Linked DNA regions of Homo sapiens: region 1 is linked to region 2. A link is a contact called in ENCODE Hi-C or POLR2A ChIA-PET data. All regions are on one chromosome and are shown on one strand. The core of a region is the stretch at or near the end of the contact, and the rest is flanking DNA. Distances in the headings are between cores, read along the strand shown. Region 1 has its middle 48 kb from the start of LINC02003. Region 2 has its middle 240 kb from the start of CASC17.

Region 1 (3,094 bases), core at 429-2,928, 950 kb after region 2:
TCCAGCTTTTTCTAAAGGCCACCTGCATTCCTGGCCTCATGGCCCCTTCCACCATCTTCAAAGCCAGGACTACAGCATCTACAAATCTCTGACTCTCCTGCCTCTCTCTTAAAGGGACTGTTGAAATTACCCTGGGCTTAACCAAGAATTATCTCCCTGTCTCAAGAAACTTAACTTGATTACATGTTCATGGATTCCAGGGAGCAGGACATGGGTATCTTTGGGGACCATTATTCTGTCTACCACATGGACAAAGCCAATACTCAGCTCAGATTTCCAATTCCAAGTCCAGTGGGTTTCTGCTTGGGACTGCACTGAGAGCAAGACCATACGCACAGGATTGCACAGAAGAGCTGGCATTTTGGCTTTTATGGGAGAGGTCTTCTCAATGGTCCTCCTTAAACGACTCCAATAAGAATCAGAAATAAATACAAGAGCCTTCTCTTTTTTTCTTTTTTTCTTTTTTTTTTTTTTTTTTTTTTTTTGAGACAGACTCTCACTCTGTTGCCCAGGCTGGAGTTCAATGGAACAATCTCAGCTCACTGTAACCCCAGTCTCCCGGACTCAAGCGATCCTCCCACCTCAGCCTCCCAAGTAGCTTGGACTACAGGCATGTGCCACCAAGGCCAGGCTAATTTTTGTAATTTTTTTAGTAGAGATGGGGTTTGTTATGTTGCCCAGGCTGGTCTTGAACTCCTGAGCTCAGACGATCCACCTGCCTCAGCCTCCCAAAGTACTGGGATTACAGGCGTGAGCCACCATGCCTGGCCCTGAGCCTTCTTACCACGAAAACAGAGGCCGAAACCTGTAGATGTCTACTAAGGCCGTCGGTCATTAAAGCAATTATTGCCAGCCAAGAAAGCCTTCAAGGCCCACCGCAATCCAGATAGGCTAGCCAGGAACCTCCATGGAGTGAGCTATAACATGATGGGGTTTTATTCAATGGAGGATTTGTCTACTGAAGGAGGGAGGAACACTTGACTGAGTCAACTCAATAGTTCAACAAATGTTCTTTCAGATTCTGACCTAGGTACAGAATGCCAGTGAGAAGTAAGAACAGCCCTGGGCCTCACAACCTGGGGCAGTGGGTGTTGCTCTCATTGTCTTCACTTTATAAGTGAAGAAACAGACTTAGATCACAAGGGCAAGAGCAAAGGAGTCAGAATTAAACTCAGACCTGCCTAACCCTACAATTTGACTCTTAACTGTGTCACTATTTGGAATTCCATGGGACCTGTATTAGTCTGTTCTCATGCTGCTATGAAGAAATACTCGAGACTGGGTAATTTATGAAGAAAACAGGTTTAATTGACTCACAGTTCCATATGGCTGGGGAGGCCTCAGGAAACTTACAATCATGGCAGAAAGCACCTCTTCACAGGGTGGCAGGAGAGAGAATGAGAGCCAGCAGGGGAAATGCCATAGGCTTATAAAACCATCAGATCTTGTGATAACTCACTCACTAGCATGAGAACAGCATGGGGGAAATCGCCCCCAAGATGCAATCACTTCCCACCGGGTCCCTCCCACAGGAACTACAATTCAAGATGAGATTTGGGTGAGGACACAACCAAACCATATCAGGACCCATTCTATAAAAGATATGTAGGAAGTGCTTCCCCAGGAGTAAGGGTGATTACTTCTACCTGGGGAAGGTTAGGGGAATGTTTATCAGGGAGATAGTAACACTAGCAATAGCTAACACATGAGCTGGATGTATGACTCAGGTCCTGTGCTCTGAGAGCTACATATATTAATGCATACCTCCCTCTCCCACAAAAAAAGAAAAGAAAACCAGTGAGGTCAGTACTACTACAATCTTCAAATTATATAGGAGGATGCTGAGATGCAGAGATATGAAGTAAACAGCCTTAAATCACACAACCAACACAAGGTGGGGCTGGAATTGAGATGCTATCCCATCTCCTTCCTCTGAGCATTAGAAAGGCATCTAGGAAGGGTCTAATCCTGAGCTGGAAAGGCATCCATGGGCTCTCTGTAGGGGCTCAGAAGGGCTAGACAGCCAGCCAGCTGGAAAGCAATGCGGCATCTCATGCATTTGAGCATGTACAGGTCACTAATGGCTGTGCACAAAAAGGACCCCAGCAGGAAGCCATCCACTGGCCCCTGGACCAACACTACCAGGATCTTATTTGTTAGGAGGGCCAGAAAAACAGAGCTCGTCAATGTGCAAGTACACAGCTCTCTGGCTGCTTCCATTGGTCTCAAAGTTGCCTTGTCCAGAGGGGCCATTGACTATGGTGCATTTTAAGGAGGAGAAGAGACATCCAGGATGCCAACTGGGGTCCAGGAGACACAGCCACCTGTCCCACGAGCTCCAGAGTGAGCCTGACATAGGGCAAGTGGAAGCCACTCCTCAGACTTCAAATTCCTCTTGCAAGACAAAGGCTAACATAGGGAAGAGTTGTAAAAGACACTGTTTCCAGAAATCCTCTGACCACCCACAACGGTCTTGGCTTACAGAGTTTGCAGTGACCTAATCTGTATTTAGCAATGCTATCCCTTTGGTGGAGGAGGGTAAAGATTACCCAAATCCTGTAAGCAAAGCATCAACCACATCCTATGCTGTCTTCACTGACACACACCACTGTGCTGTCTAGGAATCAGGACAATCGTATGCCACTGTGCACCCAGGAAGCCTGACCTGCTGTGTCCCGAGTCTCACTCAACAATGCACACTATGGCGGCAGGTGTTCACTGCGCCGGGGATTTTTATTGGGTGGACTTGTGGAATTTAAAATCTCAGTTGCCTATCTCACCTTGAACAAGTAAAAATGGTTTCAGTTGCTTCTACCTTGCCCCATTTAAGTTTTCCCCAGAGATGGGCTGCTGAGCAGAGCTGGTGGGGACGTGGGGGATGGTTATGGGCAGTGGAGAGACAGGGAAAGGTGACACCAGCCTACCTGGTCTGTCTTGCTCAAAGCCCTTTCCTTTCCCTCTCCATCTCCCCAACCCACGATTCAGAAAGCTGCAGTAGAATCGGCTTCCCTCAGCTGCCCTGATGCGTTCCTCCCCAGCGATCTGCTTTCTACAAAAAAAAAAAAAGTGTTCTAAATAGAGCGGAACTGAGCAT
Region 2 (3,122 bases), core at 26-2,525:
CTTTTTTTTTCTTCCTGTCTTTTTTTCTTTCTCTTTATACTGAGACTTCCGTGTGGGGTTGCTTTGTAGGAAAATTGTTCTAGAACAATTTGGGGCTCACTTCTGGGACACACCACAGTGATATCATCCCAGTGGCCACTGGCCCTGATAGTTTTACTGTAAATTTTCTGGATTTGGAGTTCTTGAAATATGAAAATAGTATTAATGTTAACTTTGAATTTGTAAAATCCTTTACATTTCTGATGGTGGTTCCATCAGAAGATTTTTTTTTTCAGCCAGAGGTCTGGCAAATATATACAAGATTCTTTGTGTTGTAAATTGTTCCCCTACCACCACCTTCTTCTGAGGTTGCTGCCCTCCAAGGGTCCCAATATTATGTAGCGATTTCAATTTTAATCCACTGCATTATGCGGTCCCTGAATAGGTATCCTAACCCAAGTTCTGTGTTGTCAGGTGTGGTAATTGCCTCCTCAGGCTTCTGAAGAATCACATGCTTATCACACTGGTTTTCAGTTTCCTTTCAATCTCTATTTTACAAGTTTAGCCAAAGGAAAAAACTAAAAGCAATTTTGTCACATTTATCTGGAATTCTGGATGTTTATTAGATAGAATGAATAAGTACAGTAGGGGATATTTTAGATCATTGCAGTTTGCCGCTTTGTGCATACCATGTGTGATTTTTATAGCCCAACATCCCTGCCTTTAACTCAGACAATAAATAATGGTCCTCCTGGATCAAAACCTCTCTGAATCCATCGTGAGGAGGAATACATACCCTCAAGAACATTTGACAGCATACCTGAAGCAAACTCTTATAATCTGATTAGTTGAGTGTCAGCAACCTGTGGTTGGTTTAGCTACTCCCATGACTAGAGGTAAAGAGTTGGACCAACGCAATGTAGTCTGTTGTCTTCCCAGTTTGAACTTTCAGAATGTTGTTATTTTTCTCTTCCTATAAGGTCAGGCTGCATGTTCTGCTCTTTTCCCCCATGCTTTTCACACATCCTCTCCCTGGAGAAATGTGAGAGGCAGTCTGGAAAAACATCAATGTTATGTATGTCAGAGCCTGCTTACACAGGATGCCAACAGATGGCAATATTTTATCATTATTACACAATCCAGAGACCCTTCATCTGTGGCCTCAGGGAACAAGACGAGTCGGCTCTTTGGTGTGACACATGTCACTGAAGCTTCACCCCCCATTAACTGTGCTGTTGTTTGTGATTGTTAAGCTGCGTGTCTCGCCATGTGTCACATTCTTGACTTGTACAAGGGCCCATTAGTAAGTAGCATCTGAGTACCATGAGTCATAGAAGGCCCCATTCTTGGAAAAATAAACACTGCACATTCAGCTGAGATTACAGCCACTGGCTGGTAGTGATCTGGATGGTGTTTCATGTAAAAGGCTATTTCTGTGATTCACCAAGGCCTTTTCCCCTCTATCAATACACCAGAAATGCCCATTGCTGTTGTATAGCGCTTCCTGTTGACAAACACAAGCTGAGAGCTCACGAAGTCTCTGGGCTAGGTAGGATTTGGTTCATGACAATGGAAGAAGAGGGAACTAGGAGTAAACACAAGCCAGATATTTCAAAACTATTAGAAAGCTTTATGAAATCAACTTCATAATTTCAAATAAAAGATGTATTTTGTTTTTAGATATATTTTCCAGAGACTTGCTCCTTATTTCCCTGTCATTTCCTTCTGCCCCTCATTCTATTTTGCAAACAACTGTCTGTTCCTTGTTCTTATATCTTTCATGACTCCTCTCTTTTCTCTCCTCTCTTCACCACTCTTTTAGTCTTTCCACATCATCCCCTCTTCAGGCTCCCTTTGTCTTCCCAGTTTTCATCTCCAGACCATGATTCGTAGAACTCCAGCTCAGGAATGGCATTCTGGTACTTCGGAGTTGGCACCAAAAGACAAGACAGTCTTGCCAACACCACCTACCCAAGCAACTGAATTTAGAAAGAGAATTCCCTGCAGCCACCTCTAACCTAAGCATTGTCAACATTATAATTGTAAGTCGTCTAATGGTTAAAAACTGGCCTGAGACTAAAGAAAGTCAGGAAGATAAATGTTCCAGGTTGGGTTTTGGGAAAGTTTTGGGGTTTCTGAGTCTATGCAGCTTTTGAGTCTGTATTTCATTCCTTGATCCCCCTCAGCAATCTGGCTCATTCTCTGTTTGTGTTTCTCTTTTATGTTTTTTTTTTTTTTTTTTTTTTTTTTTAAGAAGTGAGATTCTGGCATTTCTTCCAGGAAGGAAGGAGCAGGAGAGCTTTAGGCACTGCTGGGAGGCATGAAGATGAAGCTGCATGAACATCTTCACAGACCATCTACCCCACTCAACGTAGGGTCATGACCATGTAGTCAAACAACCAAGGGTCAGAGGGGAGAAAACAGATGGAGACCAAAGGCTTGCAGAATCCACACCTTCTTTCAAAACCTGTCTCAGAAAACGGTTTTCTGTGAACGTAGATTTCTGAGGGTAGTGCTTCTATAAACACTCCACTCATTTCTCTGGCCTAGGAGAAGTGTTTTGTATGGCAGCCTTTGCCATCAAACAAGGTTTTATTAAATATCCCCCTTGTTGTTGTTATAATAATCCATGCTGATATAAACCATGCTTCATAAAATGCCACAATACACATTCACTGGGCAGCACCCCAGGGCAGCCTCCAAGCGAGGCTCCTCGGGCCATAAAACCGAGACCGCCAGAAACAGGGCTGCCATTTATTTCCCCGTAATGTTCTTTCTTTCTCTCTCTCTCTCTAGGCAGATTTTCCTCGTGTTGAAAGGGAACCTCTGGTCAAAAGTCAGCAAGCAAAGTTGTAGAAAGCTTTGATAGTCAGTGAAGTGAATCATGGCTACACATGGCAGTGGCATGCACCAATGGAGCCTCTTGCTGGGCGGACCTCCCTCTAAGAGCAACTTCTGGTCATCAGTCAAAGGGGCCCCCAACGCGCTGTGCACAGCCAATGGTTTCACCAGCTCCACGGTGCCGGGGTCCCAAGTTGCCCTTTTCCATAGGTATTGCTAAAGCAAATAGCAGACGCTATTTACTGGGTGTGATGCTTTCAATCACATTAATCTAGCCAGTAAAAAAATTTATGACCAATAAA

What was found. A loop is a pair of places that touch in the nucleus more often than their neighbours do. ChIA-PET counts read pairs that join two places held with the same protein, here RNA polymerase II (POLR2A).
Region 1: a map of PC-3 shows a loop between it and region 2 (2.2-fold over the local background). The contact joins two enhancer-like sites. A Hi-C loop is called at or near these places in 1 of 168 maps with a recorded cell type or tissue (PC-3). POLR2A ChIA-PET finds 5 or more read pairs at or near these places in 1 of 52 experiments (AG04450).

The regions. Positions count from the first base shown.
Region 1 is chr17:72,389,678-72,392,771 of GRCh38, forward strand. No RefSeq gene overlaps it. Among named protein-coding and RNA genes, the nearest start is that of LINC02003, 48 kb to the left of the region's middle. RefSeq lists an enhancer at 2,976-3,025. Within about 2 kb of position 1,679, at least 6 of the 41 ENCODE cell types and tissues checked have a DNase peak (open chromatin) inside an H3K27ac peak, as active enhancers do; they include PC-3, where a contact is called at or near this core.
Region 2 is chr17:71,437,661-71,440,782 of GRCh38, forward strand. No RefSeq gene overlaps it. Among named protein-coding and RNA genes, the nearest start is that of CASC17, 240 kb to the left of the region's middle. Within about 2 kb of position 1,276, at least 3 of the 41 ENCODE cell types and tissues checked have a DNase peak (open chromatin) inside an H3K27ac peak, as active enhancers do; they include PC-3, where a contact is called at or near this core.